Regions from separate parts of the Homo sapiens genome. Here region 2 is linked to region 1. A link is a loop called in an ENCODE intact Hi-C map of the cell type or tissue named here. Cell type or tissue: OCI-LY7. All regions are shown on one strand. Each heading gives the region's core, and the rest is flanking DNA. Links, peaks and the distances in the headings are about the cores only. Region 1 has its middle 99 kb from the start of LINC02227. Region 2 has its middle 130 kb from the start of LINC02227.

The links. A loop is a pair of places that touch in the nucleus more often than their neighbours do. Peaks named below come from ENCODE experiments on the same cell type or tissue, not always from the same donor. Only the 100,000 strongest peaks of a DNase experiment are listed, where the experiment ranks them.
Region 2: a loop joins it to region 1, with 10 times the contacts of the local background. A loop is called at or near these places in 1 of 110 quality-filtered maps.

What each region holds. Positions count from the first base shown.
Region 1 is chr5:158,501,041-158,517,171 of GRCh38, forward strand. No RefSeq gene overlaps it. Among named protein-coding and RNA genes, the nearest start is that of LINC02227, 99 kb to the left of the region's middle. In OCI-LY7, for the core only: no CTCF peak of the experiment used is centred there; DNase peaks (open chromatin) are centred at 10,081 and 10,601; H3K4me3 peaks cover 1,406 bases; H3K27ac peaks cover 2,500 bases.
Region 2 is chr5:158,274,722-158,290,852 of GRCh38, forward strand. No RefSeq gene overlaps it. Among named protein-coding and RNA genes, the nearest start is that of LINC02227, 130 kb to the right of the region's middle. In OCI-LY7, for the core only: CTCF peaks have their summits at 9,781 and 9,983; DNase peaks (open chromatin) are centred at 8,820 and 9,690; H3K4me3 peaks cover 643 bases; H3K27ac peaks cover 1,360 bases.

The sequences.
Region 1 (16,131 bases), core at 9,148-11,647:
GAGCCCTTAAGGGTTCATTTTGCCTGAGTACTCGGTGAACACAGAACCTGAGCGGACTTGTGGGAGGGTTGGTACTGGGAGCAGGTGACTGAGTGGCAGGAATGGAGAGGGAGTATGTGGGGAATCAGCAGGAAAGAATGTGTTCTTTCACTAAAGGAGTCACCATGACATGTTCTGGAAGAGAAAATAAATGCTGAAGTTAGAGGCAAATCTTACACATTAGATAAAAGAAGTCTTCATCCAGTAGGCAAAAGACTCACAGAGATTTAGGAAGAAACAAGAAAAAAATCTTGAATGTGTTGCTTCCTATTTCAGCTGGCTTTCCTTGGTCCAAATGCCAGTAGTTTCACTCTCTTTAGGGCCTTGCTTGGCTTAGGGCACAGTGGTGAGGCAGGCTTATGTGACACTAGAGGATAAACACGTCATACTGGGTGGCAGATGAAGTCAACAACTGGAGTTTAAAATATATGTATGTGGCCGGGCGTAGTGGTTCACGCCTGTAATCCCAGCACTTTGAGAGGCCAAGGCGGGTGGATCACGAGGTCAGGAGATCAAGACCATCCTGGCTAACACGGCGAAACCCCGTCTCTACTAAAAATACAAAAAAATTAGCTGGGCATGGTGGCGGGCACCTGTAGTCCCAGCTACTCGGGAGGCTGAGATAGGAGAATGGCGTGAACCCGGGAGGTGGAGCTTGCAGTGAGCCGATATTGCGCCCCTGCACTCCAGCCTGGGTGACAGAGTGAGACTCCATCTCAAAAAAATATATATGTATGTGTATATATATATATATATATATGTGTGTGTGTGTGTATATATATATTTGTGTATATATATATGTGTGTGTGTATATATATGTGTATATATATGTGTATATATGTGTGTATATATATGTGTATATATGTGTATATATATGTGTATATATGTGTATATATGTGTGTATATATATGTGTATATATGTGTATATATATGTGTATATATATGTGTGTATATATATATATGTATGCATGCATACGTGTGTGTATGTGATTTACTCAAGTTCTTGATCAAACTTGTTGAATCCCTCCCTCCCCAAGATATAGATATATATGTACTTATATGCATATATAAAACTAGCAGCAGACATGCTTTCATGTTTACTGTTTTCTAGACACTGTGCTAAGAGATTTTTTTTTAATTCCACTTAACCTTTAAAACTACCTTATGAATAGGCATTATTATTGGTTCCCATTTACAGATGAGAAAACTGAGGCTTACTCAGGGGAAGTAATTTTGCCATGATCACATGCATAGTAAATTATTATGCTGGGACTTTAACTAAAAAAGTTTGATGTTAGAACCTGCAATATAAACCGACACTTTCTATATATTCCTGGGGAAGTTGGAGCCAACTTACAAAATGCTAGGGCAAAAATTTAAGCAGCAGCAGAAGGGAAAGGAACTCAGATTTGAGGCTAAAGACTGATCCTGAGTCTCATGGCACCATTTCATAATATGCCCAAAGTGGATGTATGACATTTTAACCCTGGACAGTACTCTGCCATGTTTTATTATTTCTCTGTACACCAGGCAGAGGAACTCCAAACAGAGAGGAGAGGTCAGCTTCAGAAATAAAACTATTGAGAGTGCTTTTATTTTTTTCTACACTAGTCCCACAGGTCTAAGAAAGTCAAGGACTTGATATTTACCATTCATTGGCTCTACACAAATGGGGATCTGCACTCAGAAGCCACAGAAAAAGAAGAAAATGCAGTTCACCACCTCCCAGCAGTCCTGGTGGTGTAGGAGGATGCGCCGAGGCCAATCTTTGATGGCTGCTGGTTACTTCCTCATGAGCAGTGTTAGGCTGGGGACAGCAGGCCGGAAAGGAGTGCTTGGAGAGTGTCTTGACCTTCACAGATGTCTTGCAAAAGGAAGTCAGTATATTGCGTATCTCTGAAGATGAGAATTTTGGTGAAGTTTCTGAAAGGTCACAGAGCTTCCGAATGCCCAACAGTTTGTCCAGTATTACACACTCTTCTGCCTCTCTTGCTTGTATCCCCTTTCTTCTCTCTAACCCCTGCAGTTTGCTCCTCCCCCCATATTGCTTCTCTTTCTTTCTCTCCTTTTTAGTGATCGAATGGCACACATCTGTGAATAGACAGCCACATCTCTGCTGCCAGAATACAGCTGCTGAGGTGTTTGGGGCTTACTTGGAGAAATGAGGACATTGATCTGGGTGAATGGTAGTAGCTGTACACATACAAAGTACTGTTCACTTCTTTGCTAAGGTTTTATGTACACTCTGAGGATATCAGAGAATTCGGAGAAAATCCATGGCACAGATTGGATGCATAATACATGTACGTACTTGATTTGTGTGTTTATGTACACTTATTTTCTGGCCAGCATATATTCTCCATCATTCCTAAGCGCAGGAATTTCTGGAAATACTCGTGCCTGTCATTTCTATCACTGTGTTCCCAGCTCCTAAAACAATACCTATCATACTGTTTCTAGGGAGGTGGACTTTGGCATGCCATAGGTCCTAAAGAAGTGTGGCCCAAAGCTAAGTTTTCCCTTGAGGATCTCACTAGGGCAATGGATGCTGGGAAAGGATGAGGCCAAATGTCATTCCTGCTCTTTAGTGTCTCAGATTTACACTGGGTGACACTACTTTTCCTTAGTTCATCAGGATCTCCTCACTAGGACCTCCCAACTTAACTTCTGCTATACAATGAAATCTTATTCGTGTGCCCACCACACCTTCTATGCTAGGAAATATCTCTGCATTAACAAAAACTTTACCAATGCAGTGCTTTAGTCCATAAGAGATGCCTTAAGAGCAGACACTGTGGAACACAGAGCAAACCAACAGGGGAGAGAGCTGGAGGTAGGGGATTATATTCTGTTCTTACACAAATTCCCTCATTTTGATATTGCCTTGCTTTATTGTCGCCCAAAGGAAGTCATTTCCTCAGTCTCTGTGGTGATACTTCCTTTACTGGAGGAAGAAAATGACCCACAGGGCAAGAATCAGGTCAGCCTAATTGAAAGAAATAAGATTCTTAAAGAAAACCCTTAAGATCCTTCCCTTCTTCTCCCTACCACCATTTGAAATCAGCATTCTTAGTAGCTTCAGTTTTGAAGAGTTCTAACTCCCTTGTGATGTTTTATGAGGAAAAGCAATTCCACTTGGGGAAGAAAAAGGCATTGCAGCTAGCATATTTGAGGACTATATTTTATTTATTATTTTCTTAAAAACATATATTTTCACACATTTTTTGCTGAAGTTATGTTTATGTGTATCAGCCCTTAGATAAAATGTGTGTACAACATAAATTAGTGAAATTCCCCACATGCAGGGTGGCAATTAATGATGTGTGAAATTTATTGCAAGTATTTTTCCCTTGCATAATGCCTGCATCTAGAGTATTACCAGTTTCTTTATGTATATATCATGCTGGATGTCCTCTTATGTGGCTCTGAAAGAAACATTGGCCTAAGAGCTCTGAAGTTTCATCCTGGCTTTGTCTCAAACTTTCCTTAGGGTCTTGGGCAAGTCAATTAAGTTTTCAGAACCTTGGTTTCTGAAAATTATACTATTTATAATTAGTTTTTAAAGTTATACTAATATAATTTAGGGAGTAAAAGCTCTGGAGCTTGACAGTCTTGGGTTCCAGATAGACTCTTAGAAGCAACATGATTTCGTGAAACTCATTTAACCTCCCAATACCTGTGTAAAGTGGAGATAATTATAGCACCTATCTTATAAGTTTACATGTTAAGAGACATAATCTGTAGATTCCAACTTCAAAGTTGGCTAATCAGACATGGCAGGCCAAAATTCCCATTGCACTAACCAAGCAAAAAGGATAAACTACAAAAATCAACTTTTAAAGCAAAGAAGGGCTATAGAAACAAACAAAGAACTAGACTAACTAAAACTTCAGATTTTCTTTGTAGAAAATCTAATGGTCACTGGAAGCTTTCTTAACTGGAGGCATTTGCAATTTCTGGGTGTATTCATTTGGTTTGCACTGTTATAAAGGAATACCTGAGGCTGGGTAACTTATAATTGAAAGAGGCTTATTTGGCTCATAGTTTTACAGACTATAAAAGAAGAATGGCACCAGCATCTGCTTCTGGTTAGGGCTGCAGGAAGCTTCCAGCCATGGTGAAAGGGGCAGGGGAGCTGATATTATATGGTGAGAGAGAGAACAAGAGAGAGAGAAAGGAGGTGCCATGCTCTTTTGAACAACTAGCTCTCATATTAACTAATAAAATGAGAACTCACTCTTTACCATAGGGACAGTATCTAAGCCATTCATGAGGGATCCTCTCCCATGACCCAAACACTTCCCATTAGTTTCCACCTCCAAAACTGGGGAAGAAATTTTAACATGAAATTTGGAGGGGACAAATATCAAAGCTGTATCACTGGGAGTGACCTAAGAACTGAACTTAAACAAAATTGAGGGATTTTATAAAGGAAAAACAAGTCAGCAGTTTTTTGGCAGTCAAAATCTGGAATGATAAACTGGAAAATAGAGGAGCTCAAATACAAGGGAAATTTGCTGAATTCCAGGAAGGCGTGAGAGACTGGGGCCTGGGAAAGAAAGGAAAAGTGAAAACTCCTGCTGTCTCGTGGGGATTATAGTGTGACCGATTGTATTAGTTTACCTGGGGCTTAGGGAGTTCCCAGAATGTGGGTCTTTTGGTTTTAACGCCAACAGAGTTCCAGGAAAACCGTCATGAATTGGTCACCCTAGGGACTTAGGAGAAAAAGATCTCATTAGAGGGAGGGGACTCTACAAAACGTACACAACCAATAACTTGCATAATATGTGAAGGTAAAGAACTCAATTCGAAATCTAGAAAGGTTAGCACTTTTAGAGTTGAAGAAATTGAGACCTCAAGGCTCCCAGTCAAAAGCCTAGGAGGGTCACATTTGAGGAACCAAAGATGGAATAAATCTTACTAAAACTTCAACCCAATCCAAACCCAACTAATCCCTTATAGGATTATAGGGATTTGTTTATCCCTGTGTCTGTCTAAAAAATGGAAAGGGGAACCCCTATTGGTAGGAAATACCATATGAAGACCTTATAGTTCTTATTCTAAATGTCCAGAATAGAATAAAAATTGCTAGACACAAAATAGGCAAAGAAACAGCAATAAAATCTAGGCAATAAAAATCTAGCAATAAAAAATAGGCAAAGAAACAGCAAGAAAAAAAATCTAGTAGAAACAGACCTGCAGATAATCCAGATATTGAAGTTTGCAAATGAGGAGTTTGAAATAACTATGGTTAATATGCTAAGGAAAATAGAGGTGAAAATTGACAAGATAGATTTAAGAGATGAAAATTTTTAGAATTTCAACCAAGAGTTGTAGTATATAAAGACAATCAAATGAACATTCTAGAACTTCAAATACAATTTTCAAACAGGACTATGGATGTAACAGAAGGCATAATTATTAAACTCAAAGACTGGCCAATGAATAATATCCACAAAGCACAAAGAGAAGAAAGAATGAAAGGAATAAAAGGGAGTATAAGGGTATAAGAGCCATATGAAAAACAATAAAAAGGTTTAATACCTATAGTTGGTGTTACACTAGGAAAAAGGATGGTGAGGCAGACACAAACATATAAATACATAATGGTCAAGAATTTTCCAAAATTTATGAAAGCCATTACACACAGATTCAAGAAGCTCAATGAATCTCTAGTAAGATTAAAAAATAAATTAAATAGGCACATCTTATTCAAGCAGTTAGAAAACAAAGAACAAGGAAAACAATCTTAAAAACAGCCAGAAGAAAAAGATACATTACCTTCAAAGAAGAAATAATTAGACTAACAACTAACTATTCGTTAGCAATTATTAAGGCCAGAAAACAATGGAATTATATCATTAAAGTGCTTATGGGAAAAAAATTACTAATCTATAATTCTGTACTCAGTAAAAATATTTTTCAAGAATTAATGTGAAATAAAGAACTTTTGGACAAACAAAATATGGGATAATTTATTACAAGCAAATAGACATTCTAAGAAATAATCTACAGGAAATTCTTCAGGCTGAAGGAAAATGAACCCAGGTGGAAGCAGGAAAAGATGAAGAATACCAGAAAGGATAAATAGATAGGAAAATATAAACAAATATTGCTGTTTAAGGAACAGTAATAGTGCTGTCTTGTACAGCCTATCACATAAGAGTGAAGAAAATATGTCAACAATAGCACAAAGGGTGGAGAGTAAAATAAAAGTGGTTAAACTCATAAGTGTCTTAAATAGACTGTTAAATTCAGGATTGCATACTGACGTATCTAGGGAAATTATTAAAAATAAAATACAAGAATGTACAGTTGAAACACTATTAAAGAACAAAATATTGAATAAAAGACATATGAGGCATCCAAAAGAATGCAGGAAAGCAGGAATAAGGAACAAAGAAATAAACAAAAAATAGATAACTAGAAAAGAGAAAGCCCCAGTGAGTATCAGTAAGTACAGTCAAGGTACATACCCTAGTAAGATTGTCAAGCTAACTTTTTGAAAAAGACCTAACTATATGTCATTTATAAGAGATAAAATTTGAATATAAGATGGTAGTTAAGTTGAAAGTAAAAGGATGAAATGAAGATGCATCACAAAATACAAACAAAGGAAAGTTGGAATGGCTATATGACTTAGTCCGTTTGTGATGCTATAATAAAATACCCGAGACTGGGTGATTCATAAAGAACAGAAATTTGTTATTTACAGTTCTGGAAGCTGGGAAGTTCAAGATCAAGCACCAGCATTTGGTACCTGGTAAGAGCCTCTTGCTACATCCTCCAAAGAGGCCAAATGCCATGTTCTCACATGGCAGAAGGGACAGAAGGGCATAAAAGAGAGAGTTTTCTCTGAAGCCTCTTTTTAAGGGCATTAATTTATTCATGAGAGTAGAGTCCTCACGAATTAATCATTTCCCAAAAAGTCTCAGCTCTTAATACCACCACAATGGGGATTTAGTTTAAACATGAATTTTGGGTTTCTGTTTGTTTGTTTTTTATTTTACTTTTTTTCGACTTTTAAAAAAATTGAAATAGAGTCTCACTTTGTTGTCCAGGCTGGAGTGCGGTGGCACAATCACAGCTCACTGGAGCCTTGACCTCCCGAGCTCAATCAATCCTCCCAAGTAGCTGGGATTACAGGCTCATGCTACCATGCTCAGCTAATTTTTTTTTCTTTTTTTTGTTGGTACAGACAGGGGTTTGCCATGCTGCCCAAACTCTTGGGCTCAAGTGATCCGCTGCCTCAGCCTCCCAAATTTTTCAACTTTTATTTTAGATTCAGGGGGTACATGTGCAGGTATGTTACCTGAGTATATTGTATGATGCTGAAATTTGGGGTATGAATGATCCCATCACTCAGGTACCGAGCATAGTAACCAATAGTTTTCAACCCTTTCTGCCCTTCTTCCCTCAGTGTAGTAGTCCCTGGTTTCTATTGTTGCCATCTTTATCAACATGAATTTTGGAGGGGACCCCCACATGCAAACCACAGAACTATATAGATAATGAACAAAATATCTTATTAGAATATAGTGATTATTCAATAAATTGTTAACTCAAATTGTTCTTAAGAGAATCTTATAAAAAATCTTAAAATCTAATGCTTTGGGATTCTATAATATTAACTTAGAGATGATTCTTAAATTTTTTTACTGTTTCTTTCAAGCTACCTTTCAGAATCTACCATAAAAACACCATGTTTTTTATTTCCTCAGGCAAATTTTTCAACAAATTATAAATATATTATATATATGTGTTTATATATAATATCTATTATATATGTATCTGAACATTTCAGATTGCATATATAACATAATATACATGTTATATATCTCAATTGAAATAAGAATATATTTGGACATTAAATATTTTCAATTTAAACTCCTTAAAATGTGCCCAGTGCACTTTAAGGAGAGTGTTGTGATGTACCAGCACATTTGAAATTCAGGCATTTGTGAAAACTTGGAATTTGGAGGTTTAATCCTTTAAATTGTTAAATCCTATGTCTGTGGGAATTGAAACTGTAAGGGAGTTTAGATCTCTGTAGGTATCCACTTATTTTGCAAGTGGCATATGTGCAGCCCACAAAGGGTAAGAAGGATAAAGCGTAGATCCTTGGCCTCCTGAATCATTGTCCAATATTCTTTTTACTTTGCTATCGTGAAGACCTTTCTTAAACACATTTAACAAGTGTTTTAAGAGCATTTACTATATGAAAGGCATTGAGCTGCTCATTGCATATACAATAAAGAAAGGCTCTGCCATCGATAGGTTTGCAGTCTAACAAAAAACATAAACCTCAAATTAAAAATGTATTATTTTATTAAACTTTTGATGAGTGCCACAGCATGTGATGTGTTCTTAGGAGAGTGGGATTCAGCCTGGTAGAGGCTTCATAGAAGGCATTCCTTCTGAAGGGGAATCAGAGTTAACCAGGAAATAAAGAGAAAGAAGAATATTTCAGGTGGAGAAGAGAAAGTTGGTGACCTGAGATGGGAAGGAGCTTGATGCTACAGGAGCTGATAGAAAGCCACTGTAGCTGGTGCCTGTGTGTTGGGGGACGGAGAGAGGGAGGGTGTCACAATGTGATCTGCAGCAAGACTAGATATTGAGGGGCCAGATTGTGAAAGATCTTATAGGGCTCACCTGCTAAGATTTTGGAAGTTGTTTGAGTATCACTAAAGAAAGGGAATAAAATGTTCAGATTTATATATATATGTGTGTGTGTGTGTGTATACATACACACACACATATATATTTACATATGAATATATATTTAAATATTTGTCAAGTTTATTTATCTATATTTATGTATATATTATTTATAAATATACTATTTAAATATTTAATATAAAAATATTGAAATATTTGTCATTTATACATAAATATATAAAAATTGGAACATTTCAGATTAATTTATATATAAAAATCAGAACATTTATATATGTAAAATATACTTATAAATATATAAATATATATTTCATGGAAGAAATAGTTATTAAAGGCTGGCAGAGTGATCTTCACACAGAGTGGAAGATGAAAGCTAAGAATATAATGTAAAACTCCAAAATGCAGCTTTTAATAAAGGAAAATATTAGAAATGTTTAGCATGTAGACAACAATCTAACCCACAGTGATAGTTTGCGAAGGTGTCAGTGTACTATGGGAACATGGAGGAGGTATTTAGGATTATATGAGTACTTTCCTTATCTTTTATTTGGTATAATTTTTAAGGCACCAATGTGTATAATTTGTAATAATTACCATCAAAAATAAATCGAGTAGATTTGATAAAGTGTCAAGTTGATTTGTATAAATATATAATCTGAAATATTCACATATATGAACATTTTTATAGATATGTAACCTGATTTTATACTTGTCTGTAAAATTTCATGAGGGCAGAGACAATATTTTTCTTGTTCAACATTGACTCCTCAAACTCTGGCACAGTGCCTGCATATAAACATTCAATAATTATTTGACAAAATAATGGATGATAAATGGATGGATGGATGTACAGATGGATGGATGGACAGATGGACGGATGGATGGATGGGCGGATGGATGGATGGGTGGATGGATAGATGGACGTATGGACGGATGGACGGATGAACGGACGGATAGATGGATGGATGGATGGATGGATGGATGGATGGATGGATGGATGGATGGATGGAAAGAATAATATGGAAAATGGGTTAGAGTAGGGTAAAGTAGAAGTAGGAGACCAGTTCAGAGGCAATGAATGCCCAGGGAAAGGTAATGGTGGCATGAAATAGGTGGTGCAGTGAAGATAAGGTGAATTATACAGATTTGAGAAATTCTAAAGAGGCAGACTTTACATAACCTGATAATGATTTCTAGTTTCTGTTATGAACACCTGGGTGGATGGAGGTGCCATTTATTTAACCTAGGAGGAGCAGGTATGGAGGGAGATCATAAAAGTCTCTCATTGACTTTTGTACTTCTCTGCAGAGAGTGAAGTGAACTCTCTAATCCCTCTTTGAAGCCTGAGGAGCTTACAGGGACAAAGTGTCATCATTGTGCTCAGTGGGAACATTGCCCTGGGCTGTAGATGAGAAGCAAAGGAGAACAATTTACAAATAAAATTGCAGTGTTATTTATTTATTTATTTATTTAAGTATAGGGTGACGGTCTTTGATATCAACTTGTTTACTTAACAAATTTGTCTTTTATTCTCATAAAGGACCATATTTCATGATTCTTAGATGAAAATATTTAACATCTCTGAAATTGGGATATGTCTTACAATTCACAATGCCTGCCTAAGACAAAGGTTTGCATGCAGGTAGCTTATTTGAGAATGGATTTCTAGGGCCAGGAGAGGGCAAGTGAACAAGAAGTGGGGAAAGGTAATGCAAGGTGATGTTATTGAATGGCCTAGCCTGTATGTGACTAGTAATTCACCCAGGACCTTCTGTGGAGAGTTTTATGAAATTTGGCTTAGAATCATCTGCTGTGAGGACATTGTCTACAGTTGGTTGTGGGTTGCTCCATGGAGCATGACCTCCCCACATCCTTAAGTTGCAGGTGTGTAAATGTCAAGGCTGCAGGCATTCTGCAGTGCAGTGTCAGAGAAATTCTGGGGCAGGAAGCAGTCAGAAGCAGGCCAAACACTACACAGAACTGTTGTAGGTGAAGTGGTGCACAAAGGATATGTGCAGTGTATGGTTTAACTGGCCATGCTTTTTCTTTCTTAATTCTACATACAATAATGGTATATCTTACATAACACCTTATATCTTATAGCTTCATAACACCTTAGATTTAATGGAGCAAAATGGACTGTTGACATTGCAAAGATGCATTTTGTTGAGATGAGATTTGAATAAGCAACATTAGTAAAACTAAATTAAGCCATTTTCCACAAGGCAGAGACTGCAATTCTTATTTCTTATTTCTCTTCACTGGAATTGTGTAGGTAAGTTTCCAAAACCAAGACTTTACCTCTACTATGGAAAATATTCTACCTGAAAATAACTAGTACAGTATTCCATCGTATACGCTGGTATAGGGGAGCATTTCTTTTCTTTAAAGAATTGAATCTTTATTTCAAATGAAATCTTTTTCAGAACTCTGTTACATAAAACAGATAAAAATGGAAATGCGCTGATTGAAGCAGAAATGGGGAGGGGGTGTTCCCAGGACCCCACAGCTCTGTTTTCTTATCTCCTGTGTAGGCTTCTCAGGCCTCTACATGGAGCCTTAGAGTTCCAACAATAGGGTTAAGAACATGTAATAGACAGGAGACTTGCTGCCTGCCCCCTGCCCCCAAGGCATTTACGTAGTGTCCATTCATTCTTGTTTTAAAAACAATTCTAACAAACTCAGTAATATGGTTTCCCAGCTTGTAACAGATTTAGAAGCAGTAATTTATATGGAATAAATAGCTATTAAAGGTTGGCGTCATGATCTTCACACAGAGTGGAAGCTGGAAGCTAAGAATATAACTGCAAAACTCCAAAGTGCAGCTTTTAAAAAAGGGTGGTATTCAGAAATATTTAGCATGTAGACAACAATTCGATCCACATCAGTAGTTTGCAAAGATGTCAGTGTACTATGGAACATGGAGGAAGTATTTAGGATTATATGAGTACTTCTCACATCTTTTATTTGGTATAATTTTTAAGGCATCAATGTGTATAATTTAGAATAATTATAAAAAATAAATCAAGTATATTTGATAAAGTATCATTTCAGTTACATGGAACATTTTTGTGAGTAGAATATTGTATTTCTCAAATTGTTGAATAAGCCATACATCCCTGTGTGTATCAGTATTCTTTTACCTCTAAGGGGTAGGAAATGCAAGTAAAACCTGTATATAGATGAAGAAAGTAGTTGAACATCAAGAAGCTTTAGCTAGGGTTTGATCCAGCAGCTTACTATGTTACCAAATACCTGATTTCTTTCTGCTTTCCATTTTCACTTTAGGCCTGGCCCCCTTCATGGCCACAGTATGACTTGTTGCTTTCTCATTCACATTCAGCAGGAATGGGGAGGAAGATAATGAGGAGAGAAAGGGGGAGAGAGAGAGAGAGAGAGAGAGGAGAGAAGTTGGTTCTCCTTCCTTAGTCATTAAGCAAAGATACTCTCTCTGATTGGACCAACATAGTTCATGTGTCCATCTCTGACACAATAACTGTACTATACTGTACTCTAGGGATGAGATTATATTAATCAATTTAGGCCAGTTAGGGCTTGACTATTAGCTGAAGATAGTGTTAATTCCCCCAGACCCCATAGTGATACACGTGGAGAAACAAATGTTCCTCCTGTTACCTGGGAGGGTAACAGACCATGTCCACAGCACTGTTTCTCAAGGTAAGTATTGATCAACTGGACTCTGAGCTCAGTGATATGAGGAATCATTTCTTTTTTTGTCTGTTGCTGTAGCCCCAGCATGAGCACAAGACCTATCATCAGAGGAGCCCAATCAATATTTATTTATTTATGAATGAACAATGGATTTTTTTTCTGTGCGGAGAAATACACAAATTTTTATTTCATTTTCGCACTTCTTGCTACTCCCTGGTTGCAGTTGTTGAGGAGCTATTTCTGGCTTGACAAGAAGCAGGAAGTATCAAGATCAGTCACTGAACAAAAAACATTTCCTCCTGAGGTTTTTAGCACTATTTCCAAAACAAAAGAGAATGAAATCAGTTGGAATAAGACAAGAAGAAGTCAATCATTTATTTCCCGTGCTATGAATGTTAAAAAGAAGAACGAGGAGGAGAAACAGGAGGGGAGGGAATAGAGAGAGGGACAGGGAGAAGAAAAAAAATGGAAAGGAAGAAAGAAAAGAAGAAAGGAAGGGAGAAAGGAAAGAACATCAGGAGAGAGGGAGAGAAGGAAGGGAGAAAGAGAAGGAGAGAGGGAGGGAGGGAGGAAGAACATATAACTAGAATCTAGCTCCAGTGCAAAGGTACTTGGAAATAGTGGTTAGCCTATGACATCATTTGCTGAATGATAGTTCAGTGTGTGTGTGTGTGTGTATTTTCTGATAAACGTCAAGCCTAATTTGAGGCTTTAACATTGACCAAACAGCTATGAGAATGTGGATAGCAAGTTATAAATCACCCAGCCATTTGGGTGTGGATAAAAGTTCCAAGCCAAATACCTGAGTGTCCACTTCATAACGGGTATAATAAGGCTATTTGAAAGCATGACCTAGATCCCAAGCTATACTTTTTTTTAAGAGAACTCTGTGACGTGTTTATATGCACATATTGGAATTGTATCCAAGGGGAAAAAAAACAATTGACTTTCTGACTTTGTAGTCTTTCACTGACTTTTAAGGTATTTCATGAAATGAAGTAATAACTTCAAGATCAAGGACATTTTCCTTTGGGTCTTCATCAATTATTTCACTTTCTCTTGGCAAGGGCCTCCACCCACTTCTTCCAAAGTATCAACCACTGGGCTGATGCTGCACTGGAAAAAATTACTGTCCCTCTCTCTCTCTCTCTCTCTTCCTTTCTGGATGCATGTTCATGCCATTAAATTGTTTTAATCACTTCAACTTTTACTATAGTTTGGCAATAGGTATGTCACTGAATTGTATGTTTCCAGTTTAATGCATTCAGAATGCATTCAAGTAGCTTCCAATGCACTTACTCATTGCTATTCAAATGAGATAACCATATTTCAAAAAACAGAGCTCAGAGAGAGGGATGAGGTGACTAATGGGTTATAGGGGAAAACCATCTATCAAGACACACTGGAGACTGGACAGATGGTGAAGAAATACCCCCAAGTCCATTTCCCCAGCCCTGGAAGGCCCACTGATTTTATTTCCAGCAAACACACACCTTGGCTAGCTTCCCCTCACAAGCTTCTGGCTAATTTTTCCTATATTAAGATCTTAGAGAAGTAGGAAACTTACCTGTTTCTCACACCGAAGTTCATGAAAAAGCCAACCCCATAAGGAGCCAATCTTAGGAGCCCTAAGCAAGTGCTGCCAGTTACAGAGACAGCAGTGGCACAGCACTCATACATAGTGCTGGTTTTTAATGAGTGTTAGTAGGACTAGGACAAAGTGGAGTTTGGGGCAAACATTCAAAGTAAATAAAGTTTGTTCTCTTCACCCTACTTCTATTACTCATCTTTTAGGTCTCCAGGGCATCTTGTAACTCCATGAATGCCCAAGTTTCAGTGCTGAACTTCTCTCTTTCTTTGAGAAATTAAGAAATTGACGCAGCTTCAGGCCGGACATAGTGGCTCAAGCCTGTAATCCCAGCAATTTGGGGGGCCGAGGCAAGCAGATCACCTGAGGTCAGGAGTTCAAGACCAGCCTGGCCAAAATGGTGAAACCCTATCTCTACTAAAAATACAAAAAAAATCACCTGGCATGGTGGCGCATGCCTATAGTCCCAGCTACTTGGGAGGTTAAGGCAGGAGAATCACTTGAGCACAGGAGGTGGAGTTGCAGTGAGCCGAGATCGTGCCACTACACTCCAGCCTGGGCAACAGAGCAAGACTCTGTCTTAAAAAAAAAAAAAAAGAAAGAAAAAAGAAAAAAGAAAAAGAGAAGACATTGACCCAGCTTCTGAACTTCCAAGCCCTTCTTTTATATCAAGTGACCAGGATGATACCAATTTCTTGAGAATGATGTTGGACTTACACTAGACGATATGCATAAAAAACCTTGTAGAACCAGGCACATGTTAGGTGTGTTTCCTCCTCCACATTCTTTCTACCTTGGCCTTTCTTACAAGTTCCAGGGAGCTAACAGTGAGCTTCAAGGCAGAAAAGACTACCCCGTGACCAGATGTCTGGGACCTGAAACTTTAAAGTAGCCTATCAGGCAATTTGGCAATTTTTGTCAAATCCTAAGTGTGAGTCATCCAAAACAATACCGTTTCTAGAAATTTACCCTAAAGAGACATTCACCTAAGTATACAAGATGTGCACAGAAGGATGAACATCACGTCATTGCTAATAATGACAAAGAATTGCAAACTACTGAAACAACTATCAAAAGGGTACTGGCTAAACATGGTATATCCATACAGTGAAATAGGATACAAGTATTTTTAAATGATGTGACAATTCTATTTTTATTGATATTAAAATTTGTTGATGTGATATTCTAAAATAAAAAGAGGTTTACAAATCAGCACGTGTAGAGTGATTTCACATATGAATCTGTTTATCTACAGCTATACTCATTCATACAGCTCTGCAAAATCAGATGGCTACAGAGAGATATCTGAAGAATGTTAAATAGGATTTTAACATTGTTTTATCTCAGAGTAGTGGGGTCTGAAGATATAGTCTACTTTTTTTCTTTTACTTTTCTATGAAAAGTTTTCTATGTGAAAACAATTTTAAACAATAGGCTTATGCCATATTTATCCCAAAACATTAAAACTATCTTTCGACCTGTCCCCTGAAACGCTGAGCATGGATATTTCTACCCCAACTTGTACCTCATCTGTTCTCCACTGCTTATGATTACTTAAGGAGCTGTTTATCTTTCCATGAGACTGAAACCTCCTCTAAAATAAGGGTTGTATCTTTACCCCAGTCCACAGTGCCACACACCATTGCACTAACAGAAACTCAGTGAATGATTTCCACTTTGAAGTCTAGACCTCTGGTGATGTGGAAGCTGTTCCAAATTCTGACGTTGCCTGGCAGTGAAGCCATGGGGAACACCTGAGATGGCTCGTGCTAAAACATAAGTAGCATGATCTTGGAGATTCCTATTTTTCCTAATCTCATTATTCTGAAACCTAACTTGTTCAATGCCTACAAAGCAAATGAAATCAGAGGACACATAGATCAGATTTATAGACTCTAAAATGCTGCAAGAATGTAATGTGAGATTAAAAATGGAAAACTCAGTGCCAACAAAAATAATAGCGACCCAAATCAATAATGATCCTAATAAAAAGAAAGACAATTCTAGTGGGCTCTAAATAACTTCCTATTGCCCTTTGTCTTTCCCTGCCCTCACCTCTGAGCCTTAATTCCTTGTGGACTTAACACTGATACTCAGTTTGGGGATTAAAGCAGGACCTGACCTGGATTTGCTCCACATTGCCAATGCCCTAGATT
Region 2 (16,131 bases), core at 8,640-11,139, 230 kb before region 1:
TTCTGGGGGCCTCCCTTTACTAGAAAGCTCAGCTGGTACCTCCCTACTGACAGTACTTCCTAAGAGAAACTTCCTTACTCCTGTACCTCCCCTCAGTAGTCACGACTGGCTAGATTAGGAATGGCTACCTGACTCAAGGGTGAGCCATTAATCAGCTTTCCAGTGACACAACTCATTGTGAGAAATAAGCTGGAAAAATCCAAATCTTCCCCTTAGGAGTTTGAACTGGGGAACTTGAAGAGCTCAAGACAGGTAGAAGCAGGGACAGAAAAATGTCCCATGTTAGAATCATGGCCAGGCAGAGGTACATGTGAGTAGAATTTCAGATGGAGCAGAACGTACAAGTAAACAGAAGCATCAGTTGACAGATAAGGAGAATGGTCCAGAAATGCAGACAGAAGCTAAAATAATATGAGAAAGAGACCATGAGATCTGCGTGAAAGGAAAGCTGTGGAAAGTATTCAGCCCCTGGATATGACTCTATTCTTGATAGCTTCCCACTTCTACTCAATACATATCTTTACAATAAACTCCCCCCCTTTCATGAGCTTATTTGAGCCAGCCTTTCCTTTGATATCAAAAAAGCCTGACCCTATCACTCTCCTGATCCTCACAGGCTGTATGATTATTTTTACCTGGGAAACCCCTTGGCTTCTTATAAAGGTGTGACTTCTAGTGACTGACCCTGGCATGCTAGATTCCTCCAAAGGGATGGGCCAACCAGGTTCCAACTCTAGGTATGTTTGAAAACATACAAAACAATAGTTTAGTTCGAGTGAACAATGTCACTTTTTACTTGTGGACAATACAAAGCGTCCTATGAAATTGCTGCAGCCACAGTCACAGTTCTGATCCCTTTTTACCGCTTTTCTACCCATTGACCTGCACAGCCTAGCCTTGTGACTTATTTTAGCCAATGAAATAAAGCAGAAGTAGTAGAGTGCTAGCCTGAGACTACGACTTAAAAGGCATTGCAAGCTTCCATATGTTCCTCTTGGGCTTCTGCCATCAGTAGGAGAAGAACATGCCTCATGGCACTCACTGGTCCCAAGAGAATGAGAGATACGTGGAGCTGAGCAGCTACGGCCAATGCCTGCAGCCTGAGCAAAGCCATTGTAGCTGACCTGGGAGCAGGTTAATACATGCTTGTTACCGCATGCACCTGAGATTCTGTGATTGGTATGTAATCATAGCTGATTAATAATATCTATCTTCTGCAGCTTTCTCTTTCCTTTGACTTTATACTTCCTCTTGATTTTGCCTTCCTTTCTGGCCACTCCTTCTCAGTCTTCTTCATGAGCCCCTCTTCTGTTACCCTTCAAATGTTGGTATTGCTCAAGCTTCTGGTCAAGGCCTCTATTTTTTCAATATACATTTGATACATTGATGAACTGCATAGGTGAGTTCAGTATCTTTTACAACCCGATGACTCTCAAATTTGTATCTTTGGTCCAGACTTCTCTTCTTTACATTAGATTCATATGTATTTATACAGATGCCTCTTGGTCACCTCCTTCTAAATGCTTTGCAGGCTTCTTGAAGTCAGTGTATCAAGGGAAGTAATCATCACTTTCTCCATACCTCTACTTGTTCCTCCTTCTGTAACCTTTCTCAAGTGACTAGCACTATAATTTGCTTAGTTGTCCAAACCAGAAGCCAAATTTCACCTTGATTTTTTTTCTCTCTCAAAGTTTTTCAGTTTACTGTGTACTCAGTCACGAACTGCACAGATTTCTGCTTCCTAAATGTCTCTCCTAACTGACCATGATTCTCCATCCCTAGTATTCATGGTTGTAGATCAGGCCTCCATCCTCTCTGACCTGGCTCACAGGAATCATTCCCTAAGTGGTCTCAGTGCTGCTAGTGTGGACCCCTCACCGTCTATCCTCATCCTCTGGAGGTCCATTTCTGATGTTGCTGATATGAACTTTCTGGTGAGGTATATATGAGCATGACAAATGTCTCCAATAGCTTCTTTCTATACCTTTCAGGATAAAGCCCAAACTTTTTAGCAAGGCATATAAATCACTTTCTAACTTGGCCTCCTCTGCTTTTTGCTGTAATAATGAAGACCCAGTTTCTGTCCTCAACGCTGAAGGGAATAATGCTTACACGGAAAAGTACTTTCACTATAAGCAGTAAGAAAAGGGTGCTATCACCTAAAAGGGGCCATCTAATTCATGGACGGTAGAGGGAGAGGGAGAAGGTTTCCTTGATCCCCCAGTGTGAACCAAGGCCTGAAGGTAGAGAACACATCAGCCACAGCAAGGGGCGAATGAGCTGTGGGGAGGGAGAAAGAGTGGCCCATGCAGAAGGAACTGTGTGGGCCAAGGTCTGTGCTTGAAGAACTAAAATAATCAGTCTGGTAGAGGATTAAGTATGGTGGTGCTAATTGGGACTTGTGGGTCTTTCTTCTGAGCTGTATTAAGGAGCTTGGAGGCTCTTAAAGCAGCAATTGACAAGCAAGATTAAATTGTTGATCAAGCAAAATCACCTGTATAATTACTAGAAGAATTTCTATTTGGGGGATTCTTGGGACAAACTTGATTACGTCTCAGCTTTGTAGTTTTTTTCCGGATTGTGCAGTTGAGGTTACTTTAAAACGAATTTTTATTGACTCTCTGAACACAAAGGTGAAAGAAATCCCCAGAGGTCATTGAGATTTTTACCCCTGGCTTCAGGCAGAACCACACATAAATCTTTCCAGACAGATGGGTGTTTGTTGGCAAAGGTATTCAGCCGCAAAGAAGTAATAGCTGCTTTTGTTGACAGATTTAGAGATGTTTTGCCAAACACTATCTTAAAATACTATGATTAGATGTAATTTTGCAAAAATGAGTCTATAATGGAGGTGATTCGCTTGCCGTATCAGCTTAGGAGTATCTTCTATTTACAGTTTATTAAATTTACATTTGATTAATTTACACTGAGTGCAAGCAGTTACTCCGTAATTATCTCTTTGCCTGCATCAGAATACATGCAACATTATGTTTGGAAAATTGTGAAGTCAGAAGATGTTAACATTGGAAATACCCATTAGTGATCTCTTTTACCTCCTTACCATCCAAACAAATGCTTTATGCATTTAGATTCATGAGGGGTTCTTCAACTCTGTATTTCCCACACATTCTAACACAAAATTTTATTTATCTTCCATTTCATAATTTAATAGCTAATCTGTCACAAGCAACAATTTTTGTTTGTTTGCTTAGTTCTGCTGAACCCACCGTCATTAGACAAAACCATTATTTGAAAAATCTCTTTCAGGAAATCATATACATGGATATCCTATGAAGTTCTCATAAACAAGAGCTGTGTTTTCTTTAGTTGTTTATTCTTAAACTTTTCAAATATTTATTGCACACTTGAGACATTGTGGTGGATGGCATTTCAATATACATTTAACCCCAAATAATGTAAGTGACGGGTCAGCAAACGATAGCCTTTTGGCCAAATCCAGCATGCTGCCTGTTTTTGTATGGCCTTTGAGCTAAGAATGATTTATGAAATGGCTGAAAACATTTAAAAGAAGAATACTGACATGTGACTGTTATATGAAATTCAAATTTCAGTGTCCATAAATAGTTTTATTGGAACATAACTATACTCATTCATTTACATATTGTCTGTGGCTGCTTTTGTAACACAAGGGCATGTTGAGTAGTTGCGGCAGGCACCGTATGGTCTGCCAAGCCTAAAATGTTTACTATCTTGCTCTTTCCAGAAAATGTTTGCTGATCCCTAGCCTAAGGTAATCATGGTAATCTCATTTCCTTTGTGAATGATTGGTTTGGGAATGAACATAAAAACCTAATCCTGGGAAAATGAATATCAGAGGTCTGAGGGGGCTTCTTGGAAAGGTTTCTTAGCTGCTCTTAAGGAGGCACAGGAAAAGATGGTTCCTTTCTTTCTTTGCTGTTGTTGCCCCTGGATAAGGAGCCTGAAGATGTGTGTGGCTGCCTTGTGGCTATGACGGCTGTGGCTGTAAAGGCTCTGTACTGAAGGCATGGCCACCTCACTGAGTATGACAGCAGGGAGATGGGAAGAGCCAGATTTCTCATGCGGATATGAAGACATTAACTGAGCCCTGGATCCTACTCTGCCTTTGAACTTCATGTTGTATGAGGTAACATGCTTGCTTCATGTTTAAGTCATTTTGAGGTAGGGGTGGAGGTAAATTTCTGTTCCTTGGTGCCAAAGCTTCCTACATGGACATCAACAATACACTAGCCACTGTGTCAGGTGTTGGGAATACAGTAATGCCAAAAATAATATAAAGTAAAATGTTCCTGTTCTTCACTAGCTTAGTGTAGTAGGGAGACTTTCTAGAAAAATAGGATAGGGAACGTTTAAGGCTGTCTTGAGGAATCAGGGTAAAGCTCACAGAAGTACTAATGCTTGATCTGAGATTTGAACGGTGATTTGGACCTCAGCAGGCCATTTTATAGGACACCAACAATCCAGGAAAAAGAAGAATATAGAAAAAGAAGCAGGACAGATGAAACAGTATGGTGTTTGTTTGGGGATAAGTAGAAGCAGTTCAGTATGGCTGAGATGCTGAGGATGGAAGAAGGGGCTCGAGTTTCCTTAGCATAGAACTTGGATGCGCTGTTGTAACAACGACTACTATCATTGCTGCTAGTACAGAAGCAATTCTTACAACTATTTTAAAACTGTGACAGGTACACCTCATTTTATTGCACTTCACTTAATTTTGCTTCACAGATAATGCATTTTTTACAAACTGAAGCTTTCTGGCAACCCTGTGCTGAGCGAGTCTGTTGGCACCATTTTTCCAACAGCGTGTGCTCACTTTGCATCTCTGTGTCACATTTTGGTAATTCTCACAATATTTCAAACCTTTTCATGACTATTCTATCTGTTATAGTGGTCTGTGGTCAGTGATCTTTGATGTCACTATTGTAATTGTTTTGGGGTGCCACAAACCATGCCCATAGAAGATGAAGAATTGAACTGATAACTGTTGTGTGTGTTCTGACTGCTCTACTCACTGGTTGTTCCCCATCTCTCTCCATCTCCTCAGGTTTCCCTATTCCCAGAGACACAACAATATTCAAATTAGGCCAGTTGATAACCCTACAATGGCCTCTAAGTGTTTGAGTGAAAGGAAGTGTGGCACATCTCTCACTGTAAATCAAAAGCTAAAAATTATAAAGCTTAGTCAGGAAGGCATGTTAAAAGCGGAGAGAGGCTGACAGTAAGGCCTCTCCAAACAGTTAGCCAAACTGTGAATGCAAAAGAAAAGTTCTTGAAGGGAATTAAAAGGGCTACTCCTGGAAACACATAAATGATAAGAAAGTGAAACGGTCTTATTGCTTATATGGCAAAAGTTCTACTGGTCTGGATAGAAGATCAATCCAACCACAACCTTCCCTTAAGCCAAAGCCTAATCCAGAGCAAAGCCCTAACTCTCTTCAGTTCTATGAAGGCTGAGAGATGTGAGGAAGCTGCAGAAGAAAATTTGGAAGCCAGCAGAGGTTGATTCATGGGATTTAAGGAAAGAAGCCTTCTCAGTAACATAAAAGTGCAAGATGAAGCAGCAAGTGCTGATGGAGAAGCTGCAACAATTTATCCAGAAGATCTACCTAAGATCATTGATGAAGGCGGCTATACTAAACAACAGATTTTCAATGTAGATTAAACAGCCTTCTGTTGGAAGAAGATGCCATCTAGGACTTTCATATCTAGAGAGAAGTCAATACCTGGTTGCTTTTCTTTTTTCTCCTTTTGAGACAGAGTTTCACTCTTGTTGCCCAAGTTGGAGTACAGTGGCACAATCTCGGGTCACTGCAACCTCTACCTCCGAGGTTCAAGCTATTCCTCCACCTCAGCCTCCCGAGTAGCTGGGATTACAGGCACCCACCACCACACCCAGCTAATTTTTTGTATTTTTAGTAGAGACGGGATTTCATTATGTTGGCCAGGCTGGTCTCAAACTCCTGACCTCAGGTGATCTGCCTGCCTCGGCCTCCCAAAGTGCAGGGATTACAGGCGTGAGCCACTGCTCCAGGCCCGAGAAGTCAATACCTGGTTTCAGTGCTTCAGAGGAATGGCTGACTCTCTTGGTTAGGGGCTAATGCAACTCATAATTTTAAGTTGAAGCCAACATTCATTAAGCATTTCAAAACTCCTAGGGCCCTTAAGAATTATGCTAAATCTACTCTGCCTATGCTCCAGAAATGAAACAACAGAGCATGGATGACAGCACATCTGTTTACAGACTGATTTACTGAATATTTGAAGCCTATTGTTGAGACCTATTGCTTCGAGAAAAAGATTCCTTTCAAAATATTACTGCTCATTTATAACGAGTCACCCAAGAGCTCTGATGGAGATGTACAAGAAGATGCATATTGTTTTCATGCCTGCTAACACAACATTCATTCTGCAGCCCGTGGATCAAGGAGTAATTCTGACTTTCAAGTTTTATTATCTAAGAAATATATTCCATAGGCTATAGCTGCCATACATGGTGATTCCTCTGATGGATCTGGGCAAAGTAAATTTAAAACCTTCTGGAAGGGATTTATTCTAGATGTTGTTAAGAACATTCACGTTTCATGGGAGGAGGTCAAAATATCTACCTTACCAGGAGTTTGGAAAGTTGATTCCAACCATCATCAATGACTTTGAGGGGTTAGAGACTTCAGTGGCGGAAGTGGAGCCTAAAGACGTGAGTAAACTGCTGCAATCTCATGTCAAAACTTTAATGGATGAATTATTTCTTCTGGATAAGCTAAGAAAGTGGTTTTGGGGATGGAATCTACTGGTGAAGATGCTGTGAACATTGTTGAAATGATAACAAGGGATTTAGAATATTACACAAACTCAGTTGATAAAGCTGCAGCAGGATTTGAGAGGACTGACTAATTTGAAAGGAATTCTACTGTAAGTAAAATGCTATCAAATAGCATCATATGCTATAGAGAAATCTTTCATAAATCAATATGGCAGACTTCATATTTGTCTTATTTTAAGAAATTGCCACAGCCACCTCAACCTTCAACAACCATCACCCTGATTAGGCAGCAGCCATCAACATTGAGGCCAGAGCCTCCACAATAAAAAAGATGATGACTTGATGAAGGCTCAGAAAATCATTAGCATTTTTAAGCAATAAAATATTTTTTAACTAAGTTATGCACATTGTTTTCTTACACATAATGCTATTGTACACTTAATAGACTATAGTGTAGTGGGAACATAACTTTTATGTGCACTGGGAAACCAAAACATTTTTGTGACTCTTTATTGTGATATTTGCTTTTTTGTTCTGGTCTAGAACCAAACATGCAGTATCACTGAGGTATGTCTATATACTACTAATGTATTGGTATTAATAACCAATACTTAACCAATACATGATATCAACCAATACATTAATATCATTTATTGAGTACTTACTAGATTAGGCACTTTAAGTATATAATCTCATTTGATTCTTATCAGAGTTCTAAGGGGAGAGTCCTGTAGTTATCCTAGTTCTAAAGATAATTAACCAAGGCAAAATGAAGTTAAAGGATTTGTCCAAAGTCACACAGCTAGTAAGTGTAGAAGTGGGAACAAATCTTTGGTCTTTCTGATTCAAAGCCAGTGTATTTGAATAAAGACCGTATGCATAAAGCCTTTGGGATCCTGTAGGATAGAGTTTGGTTATATCTTGCTGCATATTTCATATCCAGTGGATTCTATGACTCTTTCCCATAATACACAACCATTATTATGGCTTTCAGGAGCTACAATATATTTGCGTTTCAAAGATGTTTTTATCTTTTAAAAAATACGCATTTGGAAGTGAAGTGAATTATGGAAATTTCAGACACACACACACGCACACACATATACATATATATGTGACTTAAAATGAAAATTTTCAATACCCTAATTTATGAAATAAAATTCTGAAGTGCAAGGAGAAAGAAGACAATTGTAGAATTCAGAGGTAGTGGTAAATAGCTGGATCCGATGAAAAGCAGAGCAGAGACTGAGCTGTCAAATATCAGGGTGTCAAAGGCAATTAAGAAGAGTGGTTTCAAATAAGTGAGGCTGATGAGAAAGTGAAAAGGAAGAGGGAGAGTCTCTGGGGTCATATGGGAGAAAAGTGACAAAAAAAGGGGCCAGAAGAAAGGCAGTGGGAAATACAGGAGGTCACTTGTGGTTGGATCTGAAAAGCATGGGGGGCACTCGCAGATAGGGCAGAATCCAAGAGGGAGTGAAGGTGAAGTCTGTAGTTGTGTACAGCCACCTGGACTGTGGGTCAGATGGCCAGCATCCAAATCCCAGCTCAGCCACTGTACCGCCTAAGGAGGGTAACTAAATCTTTGAAGTCTTGTTTCCTCATCTGTAAAATGGAGATAAAAGTAGCACCTAACTTGTAGGGTGTTAGGAGGATAAATGCACTCATGTATGTTAAAAGTGCTTAACACAGTGCCAGACACACAGTAAAGTGTTCAATAACTTTACTGTTGATATTATTATTATCCTATCAGGATGGAGCTGATCAGTCTTCCAAGCTCCATGCACAGTCCTCTCCACAAGGCAGACTGGTGGTGCCTGTCCAGGATAGCCATTTAAAGTCATCTGTTGCATTAATGAATGGCGCTTACCCCTTAAATTGTTATCATTATTATTTTTTTGGTTGGACCACTTCTGCAGTTGATTTACCCATCCTCGTGCAAGAGTATACAGTGGTGAGAATTTTAATGCACGAGTGGTTTGGGCAACAGCCTCAAAATGTCTTATTTTTACTACGTATTATTATAGCATTACATTCATAGTCAGGGGTCAGCTGCTATTTCCTGAGGTTTATAACATGCCTGTTTTAATTAACATCAAGCTAAATTTTGGCATACAGGTGGTCAGCCCAGATGTGAATGTTATTTTTAAAAGTGCCTTATGGCTGTTAAATCTCTTTCTTTAAAATAGCAAAACATATATGGGTGTGTGTATGTGGTGGGGGAAGGGGGGGTGGAAAGCAGTAAAAATATGAAATACTGATTAGTTCAGGCCTTCTATAGACAAGCTTCAATGACGAAAAGATTTCTTCAAAATTGTTAAAATATGCTTACATAGGCCACAAACTAATACATTGAATAGAAGCCAGAATAACAATAAAAATGAGGTGGCCACACACTGGATAGATAAAAGAGAGTGTATGGAGGGCTGCATATGCACTCTGCAGTTTAGAAAAATAAGCACGGGGCCTGAGTAATATGTCACAGGGATGCAGTTAGTAGAGGCGAGAGGCAGATACAAGGTTCCTAACTTCTAGAGGCAAAACAGGGCTCAAATCTTTAGTTTATCTAAATAGTATATCCTGGATATGTGCGTGTGAACACACAGCATACACATAAATACTTTGTCTTTCTCTCTTATACACACATATCACACATATACACACCACATACATATCATAAGCTCGGTCACTAATCGATGTTTGTTAATTTAGGAAAATTAATTTGCTCTCTCTAAACTTTATTATTTTGTTTTGCATCTAGCATGCTGATGGCCCATGCAAGTCATCATTGATACCCCCTTCTTTTTTATGCTTATGTCCAACCCATTGCCAAGGCCAGTTAATTTTACCTCCTCCGTATTAATCAAACCTTTCCATTTCTCTGTCTCTACCACTGCTTTCTCTAAACTACTGCAATCTCAGTCTGGGCCACTGGGGTAGCCTCCAGCCTCGTCTGGCTACATCCACTCTTGCCTGCCTCCATCCACTCTTGCCTGCCTCCACATCTATTTTCCACACCCCTTCCAGGGTTATCTATTTGAAATGAAATTGAAATATATCACTGCTTGGTTTAGGACACTTCAGTGGCCTTCCACTCATTGCTTTTGGATAAAGACAAAACTCTTCACCATGGCCTTCAAAGTCTTGGCCCTCCTATTTCTCCTACCATGACCTTCTGAATGTCTATGCCCTAAATAGAAATCGGATTTCTTCTATTCTCTTGTATTTCTCACATTCCCTACTAACACAGAGCCTTTGCACAGCCTGTCCTTTTTGCCTAAAATGATTTCCTCCTTTCTTTCTTCATTATACAATTAATTGGACCTAAAATTACTTAAACTGGGGACAGAGTCTTCCTCTCTGCAGTGAAAAGGCCTATGCAAGTGCAAATAACTATGGGAGAAGGAGCATGCTGATTATTTGAAAGTATAAATGACATATCTTGGTTTTCTGACAGGGAGCCTATTTAGGTAGAGGAAGAAAAAAGTAGAATCACTGACTAACCATTATTTAAGGACATCAATGCCATAAAAATTACAAGTTATATGTATCTCTCTCTTCTCAGGATCCTATGTGATCTATACTATGAGGTAAATGCTATTATCATCCCCATTCTATAGGAGAGGAAACTGAGGCTAGGAGAAGTTGAATAACTCAAGCACACTCAGTTCCTAACTAGTTGACCTGGATTCAAACACAAGTTCCATTTTATTCTAGAATTATAGCCCATTCCTGTTATCGCTCAGCTACCTCCATGTGCAAGAACAAAAATGTACAAGCATAGAGTTTTAGGCACCAGTGCTAATAACGATCAATATTCAATACAACTTCTAGTGTCTAGCCTTGCAAATCAATTGTTTTTCCAGTGTTAAAGGAACAAAGTCTAATAAAATTTGACCCACTGGCAGGGCATCGTCATTAGTCTCCAAAGTTTACTGTGTAACTGGAAATTGTTTCCAATGGAACTTCCCAATGGAAGCTTCTCTATCCTTGGATGATACTCTGGAAATACCAAAGTAAGCAAGTCCCACCCACAGAGAAGGTAACCCTGGCTCTCTTGCCATGTTTATGGCAAACATTCAGTGAGTCTGCTAGAATTAAATGGCAAAATTCATCACAACTAATTTCTATTTGTCATCTATTAAGCTACATTGTTTTGTCCTCAACGTCAGGTTAAATAATGAACCTCTTGCAATGGAGTAAATTAACTTCCACTTTATGTTCATGTCATTGTCAAATGGAAACATCACTTGCACAAATGAAAAAGATTCATTAGTAACACAAATGCACAAGCTCCACTCTAGTAAAAGATAAGAGCGATTGAGACCTTGTCATAGTGGGCTGTCGCTGAGCCTCTCGTTATTTATGACGCCTGCTGTAGTCTTTGGAGATTATTTTCAGCAATGGCAATTAGCCCACCGTGTATCAGGGGCAATTATAGGGCAGAGTCTGCCTCTGACAGGTATGCTGCCTTGGCTTCCAGGGGCTGTGATCTTTGAGAAATGCATTCTCATCTGCTTGCTGCCAAGAGAGACTGGCATCCCTGCTTTCTCATCGGTGGAGGCTAGGGAAGGGAGCTATGCATGGCCAGCTACTCCTAAATGCTCAGCTGCCTGACATGAAAGGCCCTTCTTGATCACACTGCTACCTGATTCGGGAAAGTCACAGCCCTTGATCATAGATAGGACTAGGATAATCTGTCATTTCACCTGAATTTAATTCCTAGCTCGTCAGTCCAAACATTTCTCAGATGTTCAGATCCTGATTGTCTAAATGGTCATTTATTTGGGTCCTTTACTTCTCTTTACTGTTTCATTTGCCTTCATAGGCTGTTTTATTACATGTTCACCCTTCAATTAGGAAGCAAATAAAAATAATGATAAAGCATTCACATATAGGTGTGAACATATATTTGTACTTCCTTTCTGAAAAGCAGGTTAGCAAAGGAGATCAAAAGCTTCAAACAAACAAACAAACAAAAAATTTAATCTAGGTATTTCACTTCTAAGAATTTATCCTATGGAGTCAAGTGTGAATGTGCACAAAGATTTAGCTACGAGTTATCTTTATATTAGAGTGCTTAAGACAGGGAGAGAATAACGTAGGTTAACATATACCTCTTTTTGCAGTTTAATTTTTTAAACTTTTAATTTGTTATGGTTACATAATAATTGTATATCTTTATGGGGCACATGTAATGTTTTGATACAGGCATAGGATGTGTAATGATCAAATCAAAGTAACTGGGGTATTTATCATCTCAAGCATTTATCATTTCTTTGTGTTCAGAACATTCCAATTCCACTCTCTTAGTTATTTAAAACTATACGAGAAATTATTGTGAACTATAGTTACCCTATTGTGCTACTGACTACTAGAATGCTAGATCTTATTCATTCTTTCTAACTGTATTTCTGTACCCATTATGGCTACTTCTTAGTTGCTGAGGTAGAAGCTTTCTTGACCACACAATTTTGGGTGGCTGCTCAGCCCACAGCGATTTCCCAGCTGGTTATGTTTATGCTAGCTCTCTTTCTTCTTCCTGGTAATGTTCTCTGCTTCCATTGGCCATGGGGGTGACCATGTGACCCAGACCTGGCCAATCACAGTATCTCTCTCTCTGGCCACAGAAATTGGTCCACTTTGGCCACCCACCCAAATCCCTCACTCAGATTTCCTCTCTGAAGTTTTCAGAAAATGAAGGTGGGATGGATGCATTCTCTTAATAGTTTTATTTATAGAATTGTAAAGATGTGAGCTATCAGCTGTCCATTTGTTTTCAACCTAGTGGGGAAGGCATATAGTGACCAACGAAGCAACACCTTGAGTGGAGTATTTGCAAATGAAATATGTCTGACATATTATCTCAGCCAGTGGCATTTATAAGGTCTGTGATTTAAATGAGCCACGCTGTTCCTTAATTCCTCTTGAAGTGGGAAATTGGAAATGATGGCATTCTCATCTTTCTTGAGAAGGTCCTCAGTTTATCCATATTGTAAAATGAACTCAACAATACCAATCTGTTTCCACCAAGGGGTGAAGCAAGGTTGTGTGAAATGAGAGTTCATCACATACTTTGAGATCCTGGACTGAAAAAAACATCTGAAGCTCTAAAGTGCAATTAGCACTTCCCTCTTTCTTTTCTTTTTTTCTTTTTGGCATAAAGTTTGAAAAAGTTACTTTAAAACGTTCTGTTAAATTGATTTTCAGGATCGTGAATGCTGAAAGATTGACAGCTCTGGGAAGAGCGCCATCTCTCAAGTGTGCATTTTACAAGGAGCAGTGAGTTGAGATTTCCCCGCTATGAGGCCTCTGCTGAGGTGACGTGCCCAGCACTCAGCGCAGGAGGGAAGCGTTTCTGTGACTTCTGTAGCTTTTGCTCTATTCACCATTGATTCCAAGTTACTGTGACTTCACAGACATCTTCATGAATGTGAACTGAGTCACCTCCAACTTGTGCCGTCTGGGTCACTGAATGTGGTAACAAGGGAGAACTGGGAAGCAGGTCCAACTTACCTTCAACCTCAGCTGTCTGACTCAGGCAGAGATTGACTGCAAACACCAGAAACATAAACATAGCCCAGCTGGCAAAAGTAAAGGAGAAAGTGGAGTTTTATTGCAATTGGCCATCGTATGTTTACACAGGAAGCAAAGTACAGCTGAAGCCCTAAGAGAAATCTAGGAAATGAAGGGCCTCTCTTTGTTTTTCAAACGTCCCCAGGTCTCTCTCATTATTGCTTTTCTCGGCTCCAACTCTCCTTTGCTTGTACACAGTCTGAATGGTCGCCTCAGCCTCACTCAGCTTCTACTTTCTCAGCCTCTACAAATCCCCTCAGACATCTAACTGATGAGGCTCTGTGTGTTTCTTGGTTTACATGAAAAAAATTCAGAGAGAGAGAGAGAGAGAAAGAGAGAGTGTGTAAGTACAGCTGATGGCTTGGTGAACCTATAGAATGGACTTCCTGGTCATTCCTAGTGTAATCCAGAGATGATCACAGCTATGTGGGTAGGAGCAGGGTAGAAGGAGATGGCGGCAGATAGGCAGGACTTGGCATTACTAGTCCATTCTTCAGTTGATGGATGGCTTTGTAATATAGCAACTGATTAGACTGAACTGCATGTCCCAGGATTCCAGAATCCCTTTCCTGATGTGTTCCCATTAGGGTAGGCTGCAGAAAGTTTCTTTTCATAAGATCTGGAGACTGGAGCTGAAGCAGTAGCCATTTTGTAGCTTCCACACACTGTCAGTTGTCTGTAGGCTCACCTCTTTGGCATGAGGCAGCAGCTAGGCAGGTCTGCATAGCTTCTCCAACTTTTGGGCTATGTGTGTGCCTATCTCCAAGATGAAGGGCTCTGGCCTCTGTAGGAAAAGCAGACCATCAAGGTCAGAGGCAGTGAGCACTGACATAGGTTCCAGTGCATCCTTGTGAGCATCAGCTTATGCAGTGGCTTTCAGCTTCTTGCTCTCCTTTACTTTACATCCATCTTCCCTTTCCCCGGCCTGCCTTGCAGGCCCTAAGCTCCAGTATAAGATGGGAAGACAACAGCCTTGAGAAACTGCTTAACCAGTGCCACAATTAAGTAAAGTCAAATCCCTGTAAGAAATCCTTTCATATGCTTGTATACATATCCCTTCTAGTAGTTCTGCCTCTCTGATTGAGTCCTGACAGATACAGTAGATCCTCAGCTCCTCACCTTGCTGACAGAGTGATTCCTTACTTGCTAGCAAGATGGTAAGTGATTCTGTCTTCTTTTTGGTATCCAGATCCTCTGCTCAAACCTGTATTCTTTGGGTGGAAATTTCTTGTATTTTTGGTCTTCTTTGGATTACCCTCTACCTATAGGTACAGTAAATTAATTCACGCGAAGGTGTTAGCAGCTAGAAGACCATTGAGTGATTAGGGACAACCCCCCAAATGTCCTCCTAGCCTGCCTTTATCTCCTACTGCTCCTCTCTTTGCTCATGACAGTGCAGCTATGATTATCTTCTTCCAGAGTCTTGAATATGCCAATATGATTTCATATTTGCCACTTCTTCATGTACTGTTCCCTCTACCTGGAATGTTCCTCCTCTGCCTCATCACATGTCTTCTGTCTTCACTTTATCTTTAAGTCTTATTCAAAATGTACCTTTCTTGAAGGGGCCTTCCCAAATAACCACATATTACATTGAACCTGTGGAAGCATGAAAGTTATTTGGAACATTGTCTTAAAAAGGAGCTAGAGGCTGTATTTGGGTTTGAAAGGAGAGTGTGCGGTGATTGATTAGCAATGTCTGCCATGGGTGTAGGATATAGAGCTGTGGGATTGTTTCTGTGTATTTTTTCTCTTCGGCTTAAAGGATCTTGCATTAACTAAAACCCCAAATTCTAGTGTTGCTGCTGACTTGCTATATGATCTTCACTTATTCATGTGACCAGTGCCTAACCTACCTCACCAACAAGTCCCCACAGTTAGGTCATAGATCATCAGCACATGCAGGTAGTGGTGGGTGGGTGGGTGGGAGTGGAGGAGGGTGTCCAAAAGATAAATGTGAATATTCAATGACATTTGAAGTTCTTAAGGAAGCAAGACAGTTTTAGTGCCTTATGTTTAGAAATTAAAAAGAAAACAAAAGAAAAATCCACATGGAAATGACTCCTGGTTGCCCATTTTCTGAGGGAACTAAAAGGAAGGAGGAAAGAAAGGGGATATCTCACAGTGCTGGTTGTGCAGTTACTAACCAGCACTGTGAACTTTCAGCAAGTCCATCAACCTCTCAGGACATTGGTTTTCTGATCCGTAGCAGACATATTGCACTTACTCTAAGAGTCAGTCAAACTTTCTATAATAAAAATGTTGGCAAGATGGAGAGATTCTGAAAGTGGTGAAATTAAAGGATAGGAAAGAGATTCTCTGGGGAAAATAGTGGACTTACTGGCTGCTGATGCAGGACTGCAGCATTGCTTTAGGGAAGGGGGGAGTCTTCAAATATCTTTCCCCTGATGTCTCTCACCAGTTTTGATCTGTGACTTCAAATTAGTGTGTGAATGACAAGACACTACAAAGAAACATTAGGTGTTTCTGCAGGCATCCTTTGTGTGTCCAGGGGAGGAGAGAGGGCAGAGCTGGGGATCGGCGTTAGTCCAGAGAGATACCACTGCCTGCCAACTGCCCCTTGGGGAGCTCAGCAGTAAGCTGGGGAGTTACATGACTCCAGGCCAGTCTGATCAATAAAGGGCATCCTTACTATAGCAACACAGCACAGTGGCGGGGCTGCCGTTGATCACGTGCCCCCTTCCCCCGACGCTGTGGAGTTTGGAGCAGGCAATTAGAACTTGGAGGCAGCTTCCCTCAAAGGTTGAAGAGCTGACAGATGAGCAAAGAGCTTTCCT